Regions from separate parts of the Homo sapiens genome. Here region 1 is linked to region 2. Evidence: chromatin contacts called from ENCODE Hi-C data. All regions are on one chromosome and are shown on one strand. The core of a region is the stretch at or near the end of the contact, and the rest is flanking DNA. Distances in the headings are between cores, read along the strand shown. Region 1 overlaps ANO4 (anoctamin 4). Region 2 holds the start of GAS2L3 (growth arrest specific 2 like 3).

The links. A loop is a pair of places that touch in the nucleus more often than their neighbours do. Pooled maps may share reads with other maps.
Region 1: a pooled map shows a loop between it and region 2 (13-fold over the local background). The contact joins the enhancer-like site here to the promoter of GAS2L3 in region 2. A Hi-C loop is called at or near these places in 3 of 37 single-sample maps with no recorded cell type and 4 of 50 pooled maps.

What each region holds. Positions count from the first base shown.
Region 1 is chr12:100,984,063-100,989,853 of GRCh38, reverse strand. It overlaps ANO4 (anoctamin 4), which reads right to left. Exons shown (of 28, transcript NM_001286615.2): 8 at 2,184-2,315. Among named protein-coding and RNA genes, the nearest start is that of ANO4, 190 kb to the right of the region's middle. RefSeq lists enhancers at 986-1,509, 2,562-3,087. Within about 2 kb of position 1,938, at least 3 of the 41 ENCODE cell types and tissues checked have a DNase peak (open chromatin) inside an H3K27ac peak, as active enhancers do.
Region 2 is chr12:100,570,163-100,576,725 of GRCh38, reverse strand. It overlaps GAS2L3 (growth arrest specific 2 like 3), which reads right to left and starts at 3,042. Exons shown (of 10, transcript NM_174942.3): 1 at 2,941-3,042. RefSeq lists an enhancer at 2,748-3,037 and a silencer at 3,068-3,197.

The DNA.
Region 1 (5,791 bases), core at 689-3,188, 410 kb before region 2:
GTATACCCAACCATCCATTCAGTGACCTATCCATATACACTATCCATCCATCTATCCATCCATCCATCCATCCATCCATCCATCCATCCATCCATCCATCCATATATCCATCCATCTATCCACCCATCCATCCATCTGGTGATGTATCCATGTATCCACTCATCCATCCAGTGACTTATCCATGTATCCATCCATCCATCCATCCATCCATCCATCCATCCATCCATCCATCTATCCATCCATCCAGTGACCTATCCATGTATCCATCCATCCATCCATCCATCCATCCATCCATCCATCCACCCACCCACCCAGCAACCTATCAATGTATCCATCCATCCATCATCCAAAATTGGTGATACCCTTCTGCACTGTGCTAGGAACTCTATCATAAACAGGTAGAAGCACAGGGAAAACCTGCCTGTAAACCAGACATCATTCCGGAAGAATTAGGGAAACAACTCATTGTCTAAAAAACTTCCAAGATGAACAAGAGAGACATGGTAGGGGTTTAAATTAAGAATGGGAACGTATCAGCTTTTTTCTGTCTTTTTCTCTTAAGAAAACACCCTGATCTCTGAATTAACATTATGTCCCTTCCAGTTCCCACTTTCTCTTGAGGATCGAACTAAGATTTTGAGGCCAGTCTGTGAATTCCATGTTTGCTTCAATGACCCTTTCAAATGTTCACATACTGCAGCTGGGTTGGCTTTAATCTGACCTGTGGGGATCAGCTCGGCTATTTCAGAGGCGTACAGAGTTGCTTCCCCTGCATTAGACTGCTCTTACTGTTACACATTTTTGATTCAGAACATCTATTCTTTGATTTTTCTTTTCCCCTTTGCCCTGCAGAGCTCCACAGACTTTAACCGTTTTTCTGTTGCTGAAATATGTCCCCACCTGGCACTCCCTGCAACTTCTTGAAAACTGCCATTTGGCTTACCTTCGTTTTTTGTTTTTCTTTCTTTTTTTTTTTTTTTTCTGAGACAGAGTCTCACTCTGTCACCCAGGCTGGAGTGCAATGGCACAATCTTGGCTCACTGCAACCTCCGCCTCCCAGGTTCAAGTGATTCTCCTGCCTCAGCCTCCTGAGTAGCTGGGATTACAGGTGTGCACCACCATGCCCAGCTAATTTTTGTGTTTTTAGTAGAGACGGGGTTTCACCATGTTGGTCAGGCTGGTCTCAAACTCTTGACCTCGTGATCTGCCTGCCTCTGCCTCCCAAAGTGCAGGTATTACAGATGTGAGCCACAGCACTCAGCCTGGTTTACTTTCTCACAAAATCAGCAACCTTTTTTTTTTTTTTTTTAAATCCATCACCCTTTTCTTCCCTCCAGGTAAGTCATTTTTATGGAGGCTGTCACTACTGCTGGAGCAAGAGGGCCTGGAATTCCTGATCTTGTTGCAAGGGAGGTGGGGCTGACCTGATCTCTGCCTCCACTGAGAGGCTGTGTTTCTCCTATTGTTTACAGTCTCCAGCACACGGCAGGCTTTTCTGTCCTCCTGCCTGCCCTGCCCTGCATCCAGCCATCATTTCTTGTCATCTCAGAAGCTTCAGAGTAAATTCTCTTTCATTTTTGCAGTTCCTCACAGGCTCAGTGACTTAGCCAACTTGTTTTTCCTCCCCCCATGTCAAAAGTGACAAATAACCATTCTGAGACAATCTGACAGATGACTCAGCAAGTGGGCTGCCAGGTGATGTGGCTTTTCCTAAGGCAACCCAGTGAACTGCTGAAGAAAGGGGAACTGAGAAGTGAACCAAGATAAAACAAAAACCGGAAAACAAAAAACCCTCTTTTCAATGGGAAAAGGTGTAGGCCACTCCTCCTGTCTGCTGGCTAGATGCAGATGAGCCTGCAGGGGGCTCCGTGCACAGGGAGTTGGCAGAGCAATGAGAATGACAGAGCCTGGGTCACTGCCTTTCTGTGGAGAAGATCATTTACCCAACACACACATGAGCAAGCATTGTATCATCTTAAGCCACTGAGATGCAGGGATTGTTGGTTACAGCAGTTATCTTCCCCTGACTGAAATAAAAGGGATATGAACACTCACAAGACTTTTAGGGGAGAAGGGCACTATGCTGTTCCTTCCTCATGCCCAGGAATCAAAGGCGTGCAGGGTGAGGCTCTACCACAGCTGCACATCCTTAGTGAGATGGGGCTTTAACATGGAACACTCACTGATGGATCCTTTGCTGGCTGAAAGGGGCAGTGTAGCAGTCATTCTCCTCCAGGTCTGGCAGTGTCTCCTTGTCCAGCCTCATTGGCTTCTTAGGTAACCATCTCCGAAACCTGCTTATTTGTTTATCGATCCTGTGGTACATGGAAGGCAAGACCAAAGGGTACAGCATGTCAGCAATGCCCTGAAACACAGGAGGAAGGTCTCCGCAGAGCCACAACTATCATACCACACATTCCAGGCCCTCTCACTGCACTCAGGATATCCTTGTTTTATAGATGGAAAGAAGACAGCCAGAACTCTAGTGTTGTTTTGATTTCACCAAGTGGCCTCAATATTATTACTGTTTGTGAAATAGCAGCTGTGAGTTAGATGTCCACCCACATGCCAATAATAAATGACCAAGCAGTCCTAACAAGGCTGGAAAGCTCTGAAAAGGATTCCAACAGTCCCTTAAGCAAGCAGCAGAGATCTTAACTTACATTCTGTAGGTTCTAAAAAATTCATTTTGTGTTTGGAAAACATCTGAGGTCAGAGAAGAGCTCTAGCTGTAATTAACTTTCGGGAGGGGGTGCTGGCAGCACATCCTGGGAGTTGTGCAGAGAGCTCCATGCCATGATTTGCTTCCTGCCTCTCCCACCTCCCCTGAGCAGCCTCTCAGCAGGCAGCCGGATTTTTGGCTTTCATTGATCTCTTTTTAAGCAGGCTCCATGGTTCTCATGGTGCTAGGGCATCGTGACACACATGTGTCACTCTAATGAAGCCAAGTCAATGAAAACAACAGTATCCTAAAAGTGGTTTTCAGCTACAGTTTTCTCTCTGGCTATCTCCCTGGTCCCTCGGTTCCACTGACTTCTGCTGATGAAAACATCTGGCTTCCAAGTGAACAGTTCCCAATCACTGTTCACAGAAAAACACCAGAAGGCGCAAAAACCACACCAAACTTTAAAATGATAGCACTACCTCAAGTGTCTATACTACTGGAAAAAATACCTTCTAAATTTATTAACTGAAAACACGTGGAATTTGGTCATGCTTTATTTTTTTCCTAATTAAAACAATATATTTACATGGCAATGTATTCTTTTCAGTGAATGTTATGGCTAATTTACTGTGTCAACTTGGCTAAGTTAAGGGATGTCCAGATAGCTGGTAAACATTATTTTGAGGTGTGTCTGTGGGGTTGTTTCCTGAAGAGATCAGTGTTTGAGTTTGTAGACTTAGTAAAGAAGTTGGTCCTCACCAACACAGGTGGGCACCATCTAATCCATTGAGGACCTGAATAGGACAAAAAAGTGGAGGCAGGGTGAATTTGCTGTCTGCTTGAGATGGAACATCCATCTTCTCCTGCCCTTGGACATTGGCCTTCCTAGTTCTCAGGCCTTTACACTGGAAATGGGACTTACACCATCAGGTTTCCTAGGCCTCCTTCTTAAAAACTGCAGATTGCGGGACTTCTTGCTCTCCAGAATCTTATGAGCTAACCGTGCAAATCCTGATCCAAGTCTGAAGGCCAGAGAACCAGGAGCACTGATGTCTAAGGGCAGAAGAAGAGAGATGTCCCAGCTCAAGCAGCAGCAAATTCACTATTCCTCCATCTTCTAGTTCCACTCAATGGGTTGGATGGCACCCACCTGCACTGGGGAGGATCAGCTTCTTTACTAAGTCTACTGATTTGAATGCTAATCTCTTCTGGAAACATTATCACAGATGCACCCCAAAATAATGTTTTACCAGCTATCTGGGCATCCTTTAGCCCAGCCAGGTTGAACATATAAAATTAACCATCACAGTGAAACTCTCAGCTGAAGATAATATTATTTATATAACCAATCAATTCCAAACTAAAAAATAATGGTAAACTTCTCTTTCACTATCTCCTTTATTCTCAGCATTGTTCCAGCCTCACCATGATCCCAACTCTGCTTGGTGGTGGCTGTCCTTCTTCAGAACTCCCAAAGGGTCAAACTGAAAAGAATCTCACAGTGGCTCTAGGACCCTCCTCCCCAAGAGAACCCTCCGCCCCAAAAGAAATATACTTAAAATATAGTGAGATGATGGGCTTTAGAGAAGCAGCATGACACAGTGGTTGACAACATGAACTATGGGGCTGGAATGCCTAGATTCAAATCCTGGCTCTGTTAATATTAACAGCAAAACCTTGGGCAAGTGATTTAACTTTGCTGAGCCTCAGTTTCCTTATCTATAAAATGGGCATGATAATGATACCCAATTCGTAGAGTTGTGATGATGAACTTATTAATACATATATAAAGTCTTTAGAACTGTCTGGTATACAGGAAATGCTGGCTATTATTACTGTTTTTCTCTTTTTTCCAAAAATAAAAATATTGAGCAACCAGCTTGCCGCTTAACATTTCTGTTTTTTGCTTTTTAATTCAAAGTTAATTGTGTTTCACCAGCATCTATCACTAGTCTATGCTCAATGATTTAGTCCTTATATGGACACATAAATTAGACTTCCTCAGCTAAGATGGTGGCCTTCCCCATGGCTCTTGGCTTTATTTCATTTGATTGCCTTAAAACTCATTCAAGAAAGAGGCCATTGGCCCAAAGGTTTTTTATTATAGAGCTTTTACCTCCCACACATCTCCAGTCTGCAGGACTAATCAGATCACACTTTGTAAAATTCACATTCCCACAGAATCTGGGCTCTGTGTGCGATGACTATGAATTGAATCCAGCTGGGTACAGTGCTCAGCATGGATAAAAACAAATAAAGCTGTAAAAAAAAAAAATCAGGCATAACTACTCTATAGGAGTGAAATGGCAGCTTTCAGCAGCCAGCCTGTGGCACCACAATTTAATTGAAATGTGGAGATGATGAAAAGAGAGTAGAACAGGGTAATTAAAATGATTAATTAATTGAAATATGTGAAAAAGAGGAAGCAAGAAGGAGGCAAGAGGATGCTGCTTGGCATGGTAAAAGGAAGCTGAGATTTGTAACTGGGGTGGCTCTCTTGCGCCTCAGCTGTATGACCTTCCACAAGTTATTTACCCTTCAGAGCCTTCTTTTCCAAGGTTATAAAATAGAGGTAATAGTAACAATAATCATCATTATCATCATTATCATCTTACTGACCTTACAGAGTGGTTAGTGGGCTCATAAAACATGGTGAGTATGAAATGCTTTGGAGAAGCTGCCAGACAGATAGCAAGCATTATTAATAATTTCTTAAGGACCACACAGGACTAACATAAAAGTGATGGAAAGCAAAGGAACTGGGCTTTTTAAAAAACTGTGGTGGAAGAAACACATTCAAAAGAACATCTTAAAAATAAAATCCCCGTGATCTGCCTGCCTTGGCCTCCCAAAGTGCTGGGATTACAGGCGTGAGACCAGCCTGGCCAACATAGTGAAACCCCATCTCTACTAAAAATACAAATATTAGCCAGGCATGGTGGTGTGCACCTGTAATCCCAGCTACTTAGGAGGTTGAGGCAGGAAAATCACTTGAACCTGGGAGGTAGAGGTTGCAGTGAGCCGAGATCGCACCATTGTACTTCAGCCTGGGAGATAGAGTAAGACTCCGTGTCATAAATAAATAAATAAAATCCCCGAGACACTGGTTGGGCATGGGGGCTGGAG
Region 2 (6,563 bases), core at 1,793-4,292:
TGAAAACACTTTCTGAGTTTTTAGGAGAAACATTAAAGAAATACAGTTATAATTATGGTCTGTATCTCATAAACATTACTTCTGAAGCATTTCTCTGTGACAACTAAACTCTAATTAAAAATCAAGAAACTCAATGTGAGACAAATTGGCCAACAGACTCAAGTTTCCTATTTTCTCAGATTCTATGTCCATTGCATGACTCATTAGATCTGTAAAGGTATATCTAATATCATTCTATGTCCATTGCATGACTCATTAGATATGTACTGGTATATCTAATATCAAAGTATGAAAACCAATAATAAGAAGTAAAATACACACGTTACTGTAAGAAAGTAAAACATAAGAATACATATTAAGTTTAATCTCTTACTTTCCTCATCATCAACAGCAAGCTCTTTAGTAATCTATCCAAATAACTGAACCTTTCCTATTATCTCCAAACTTAAATTGATAGGAAAAAAAAAGGAAGAGTAGCTTAGTAAAAACATAGTGAATAAATGAAAATTAAATGAGAAAATATAAATGAGGAGATACTACTTTTGAAACAGCCAATTCTCCAAACATCATTTCTATTTATCAAAATATAAATTAGGAACATCATTTCTGAAGTGGCCATTCTCCAAACATCAAAACTCCAAAATATCACTGTTTTTTTTACTAATAGCATGCATTTTGTTGACACTATTCTTTTATCACAAATTTTGATTTACCATCACAAGTTATTTCTCATTATTTTAAAATTCATAATGTATTCAAAATAAACCCATACCCACAGCAGAAATTAATCTGGGTCACACTGACAATCCAGTGCAGGAAAGTTACTTAATGTTAGGAATATAAAGGTGTGTAACACAGAAAAAAGCCTGCACTGAATTCCAGGTGAACCCTAGTAAGTGATTTCCCTTCTTTGAGCTTCAGTTTTGTCCCCTATAAAATAGAGATAACGGCCAGGCGCGGTGACTCATGCCTGTAATCCCAGAGCTTTGGGAGGCCGAGTCGGGCGGAACACGACGTCAAGAGATCGAGACCATCCTGGCCAACATGGTGAAACCCCGTGTCTACCAAAATACAAAAATCAGCTGGGCGTAGTGGCACACACCTGGAGTCCAACTACTCGGGAGGCTGAGGCAGGAGAATCGCTTGAACCCGGGAGGCAGAGGTTGCAGTGAGCCGAGATCGCGCCACTGCACTCCAGCATGGGCGACAGAGCGAGACTCTGTCTCAAAAAAAAAAAAAAAAAAAAAAATAGAGATAACATGAACTACATTTTAGGATTACTAAGAGGTTTAACAATAATATAAGTAAAGAACACAATACCTGATATATAATGATGTGTTTGATAAATAGTAATCCACGTGTTTATGATGTGTCAGATACTGTTTTAAATGCTTTACATGTATAATTTAGTCAATAAACAATAATTATCCCTATCTCTGGTACTGCCTTCACCTTCTACCTCTCCCCATCCTTTGGGGAGAGCTCAAAACTTTTTGTCTAAGTTAAACAGCAGAGAAATAATAATAGCTATGTATCAGGCACTGTGCTAAATTAGTTACGTGGAATTTCATTTAATCTTTACAACAATCCTCTCAATAAAGTAGGAACTATTATTAACCTTCTTTCACAGACTAGGAAATTTAGGCTTAGAAGGATTAAATAATGTGTCTAAAGTCAGATATCCAATGAAGTCTGATTTCAGAGCCCCCCTGCTTAGCAACTCTGTCACGCTAAAAAAAAAAAAATTACTACTTCTAATTCAATGTCAGATAGCAAACACCTACTGTTCAATGACAGTTGGTTTCTAATGAGATTTTGAAACAGATGAGTCAGACAACAGGTATCGGCATCTACACCAGATCACTAGAGTTTCCACTTCTGTCATTTGAAACAGTTCCAATTTGTTCCCAAAGGGAATCTGAGGTGGTGAGAATTTCAATTTCTAATCATTTAAGTGCCAAGACAGGTGATCAGATAGCAATTCACAAAGCGGTTCTGTTGTTCTTGTTGTTTTTGTTTGTTTGTTTTTTGCTCTTCACACAAGCGAAGCAAAACCCAGGCTCTGACCTAAAATCATCTCTTTGCAACCACTGGGGATCAGCTATTCCACCATGCCATGCCACAAAGCACTCAAATTTACAACATTCAATCCCTCGGTGTGAAAAGATTAGGAAAGGAACCACGGGTGACTGCATAGAGGAGCACGCCCTCCAAAACTTTCCTCTGACTTCCAAGGCACTCTACAAGCCTTCCCTTTCTTTTGCCAGCCTCTCCCCGGGCAGTCCTCCAAACTGAGGGTTGTGGGCGGAAGGCATCGCGCAGGGTCTCCAGCTCTATTCCCCAGTTCCGCACATGTGGGCGTTCTAGACCCTGCATGGACTGGGAGAAAAAACAGGGAAGAGCCTATAAACCTTGCTAGAGGGCAAGAATAACTGTCTGTCTCTTTCTCTTTGCAGGGCCAGAGACTTCATCAATTCTTTCCGAGGATGATGAACAGAAAAAAACAGACCCTCTAAGTGCCAGGCGCTTAGGGATGAGGGTGCCCCTGAAGATCCCACAGTACCTTCGGGCTCTGATACCGCTCTGGATTTAAAGCAGGGCGAGTAGCGGCTGGATCCCTCCTCCCCAGCTGAGCTCGCCCACACCAGCAGCCCCAACCGCCCCGCACACCTGTCGCCCCTCTCTCCGCACTTGGGTGGACAGGTGAAGGCAGGCGCAACGTCACCTTGACGGCCCCAGGAGCCAATCAGAGCACGCGACTGCCGCAGCCAGGCAAACGCAGAGCGTACTGGCTCCCGCAGCCGGGAGACCCAACAAACCTCAGCTTCGGGGCCTCAGAGAGCGGGGGGCTCCTGGAGCCCTCAGGCTGAGGCGCGGAGGCCCCGAGACAGCGCGTAAAAGTTCGCCAGGAAAAGAGAAGACAAACAGGGAAGTACTCACCAGGCGCAGGAGGGTCACTTCTCCCAGCGGGGCGACAACTCGGCTCAATCTGTGCGGGGCCAACACGCCCCTGACCAACCGCCGCCGCTGCCGCCGCCGCCTGGGCCTCAGGGTCAGTAGCCGCTGGCCGCCGCCTGTTTCGAAGGGACCAATCATAAGGCGGGGGCGTGGTCTGAGGCCCCGCCCCCGGGCTGCCGGGAAGCACGCGACCCGTGGGCGCTCGCCTGTCAGCGCGTCCAGCGCTGCGCCTCCGGGCGTCTCGGAGCTTCGGTGGCCAAGTCCCTCTGTTCACTGAAAGGCGAAGTGGTTCAGTCAGAGCAGGTCCTCCGATCTGGCCTTTCAGCGACAGCCAGTTCGAAAGCCACAGCCCGTCCTGTTGTTCCCACAGGCCTGAGAGGTGAATGAACCTCGCCTGTAATAATTGCTTCTGAGCGTCCTGGAATGTTGCGGTGCAGCTGAAGGCGCTTCCCTGAGTTTTATCCTGGTCTGTTAAGAGCCGCTCCCAACCCCACATCCACTCGGGAGCTGGCTGACCTGAGGGCGCCACGGTTTCCAGAGACGCAGCCTGGAACCCAGCAGGAATGGGGGTCCTCAGCAGAAATCTTTCAGAGAGAGGCCCCTCTTCTCAGGTGCGGAGGGATGAGGAGGAATCCTGTAGTCCCAAGTCACAAAAGGAGGATGTTGACTCTTCAGCAAACACCGGAGCCTGAAAACAAAACAAAACAAAACAAAAAAACAATGAACTTCAACGTAAGGGATGCTTACTAGCTCCCAGGGTTGAAATAAAGCCGAGACTAGACATCAGTGTAACAATCCCAAGTCGGTTATATCTGTAAATGTGGCTTGTTTCATAGCAAAAAATAAAATAAATAAATAAATAATTTTTTAAAAAAATCACTGGCTTTGTCCCCGAGGCCTGTGTTGCAGCCCAGGCCCTTCTTTTTTTTTTTTTTTTTTTTTTTTTTTTTTTTTTGAGACAGGGTCTTGCCCTGTCACCCAGGCTGGAGTGCGGTGGCACGATCTCGGCTCACTGCAGCCTTGATCTCACGGACTCAAGAGATCCTCCCACCTCAGCCTCCAGAGTAGCCAGGATTACAGGCCTGTGCCACCACACCGGGCTAATTTTTGTGTTTTTTGTAGAAATGGGTTTTTGCCATGTTGCCCAGGCTGGTCTTGAACTCCTGGGCTCCAGTGATCCTCCCACCTCGGCCTCCCAAAGTGCTGGGATTACAGGCGTTAGCCACCTCACCCGGCCCTATTCAGTCTTTTAGCCTTCCTCAAATCATGTCTCCTCTCTGGGCCTCAGGTCTCCATCTGTGAATGGTGGGCACTGAACTGGAATGACATCTCTCTCTAGCATTTATTCCTTCCTTTACTCAACAAAAACAATGAGATGTACTGTTGCTTGCTAAAGAAACTGAAATGAAAACAGCCTTAGGCTTCAAAGTGCTCAGCAGCATGGTAAAGGCCAAATGGAAGTCTGTGGAGGTCCATGAAAGAAGGAACCCCTAAGAGTCTTGAAGGGTGATGGCAGAGGTTTGAAAGGAGCTGAATTTTTAAAGATGAATTAAGACTCTGCCAGGAGGGAGGGATAACTGGGAATAAGAATTAATTTCCAGGCAGAGAGAGCAACAAAGACAAGGTTCCAGAGATGTGAGAGTACATGAAATGTTCTGAGAATACTCATTTTGAATGACTGAAGTCTGCAGATTGGGAGGCAGATCAGATGGGAGAAGTAGACACAAATGAAAGGCCTGGTAGATGCTGAGGAATTTAGTTTCTTTCCCACAGGCAATTGGGATGATTATAAGGAAGGACTGGTAGGAACAGATTTGTGTTTTAGGGGAAAAACAATATTTTCACAGATGTTTGAAGATGGTAGTAAGACAGGTGGCAATCCCTTAAATTAAAAGATGACGGTTACCTAAATTATCTCAGAAGGGATGGTGAGGAAGAGGTATCTGGTGATACCTAAGAAGCTGACTCATCTGGACTTAGTTATTATGTGATTGATGATGGTACCAATCTAAAGAATACAAGGAAAACAGGCTGTGGGGGAAAATAATGCATTTTGGTTTGGAGTGTGTTCAGTTTGAAGTGTGAGAGGAGTGTGCAAGTGGAGATGTTCAGAAGATAAAGTTAGACCTGAAGCTGTTTAAATTGGTCTGTGTAGGAGATATAGATTTGAGAAGTAAATTCAACAAATATTATTTTACACATCTTCTGTGTCAGGCTCCATTCTAAGCACAAGGGATCCTACTGTCATGGAGCTTACATTCTGGGGTAGGTGGGTGAGTGAAGATGGTAACTAGGAGTTGATATTTAAGTGGTAAATGAACCTGAAACCAGATAGTGGTTGCCACTTTTGAAATTGACTCAGTAGTCCCAACCGTAGAAATTGACCCTTCTGGTCTTAAAACCTAAAACTTACATTTGTTTTATCCGAGTTGTTTCCTTAGGAAAGGATCCCTAGACCTCTCAAAAAGTATCAAAGAACTGAAACTCACCAGATCATCTCAGCCAATGAAAGCCTGGCCCTTCATTCATCCTGATTGCTTCCTTGCCCCTCTCTAGTTCCTTTCTTCTTACACATTGCTACATTTCTTCCCTGCTATATAACCCCCTAATTTTAGCGGTCAGGAAGATGGAGTTGAGACTGATCTCCCATCTTTTCAGCTGCAGCACCTGATTAAAACTTTCTTCCTTGGCAGTACTTGTCATATCAGTCTTTGGCTTTCTGTGCTGCAAGCAGCAGGACCTAGACCAAACCCCTGGTGTTTCAGTAACACTTTTAATATTAAAATCAATCCCACAACACTTTGCTGCTCACATCACCACAATAGATAGGTATTCACAGGACCTATTTTTCAAATCTATGTGTCATAGTGTTTCTGTTTAAAACTAAAGGGCAGTTTGTATACCACCCCATTTAGCCAAATTTTGAGTTGAATTAAAGTATTACATTGGATTTCTTGAACCCTAACATCAAAATATGTGCACTGCTCTACAGAAACTTAAGAAAAAAATGTGTTATACAGATCTTGTTTAATGAGTCCTTAGCTGTCAACTTTTTATTTTTATTATGTGCATACTATGTATCTAAACATTTGAATACCATTTATTAAAACTTGAAACTATCCTATATGAGATATGTACACAAAAATTCTCTGCCTCATACACACACACATAAACACACACTACTTAATATTTCTAAACCTTTTACTAAAATCTTGTCAGCAGTGCATTTTTATGATAACTTGCTTTTTGTTCTATTTTGTCTTTGTAATTTCTATACCTTATAAAGATATAAGGACAGTGTAGTGGCAAGTGAATCCTGAGTCAGGAAATCTATGCAAAACACTTTTCTCTAAGGCCACATCCTTTGCTGGTTAAATGTGGGGATTAGGTGAGGAGTTTGCCTCTAAATTATTATTATAATTATTATTTTATTTATTTATTTATTTATTTATTTATTTTGAGATAGTCTCACTCTGTTGCCCAGGCTGGAGTGCAGTGGCGCGATCTTGGCTCACTGCAAGCTCCGCCTCCTGGGTTCACGCCGTTTTCCTGCCTCAGCCTCCGGAGTAGCTGGGACTACAGGCGCCCCGCCATCATGCCAGGCT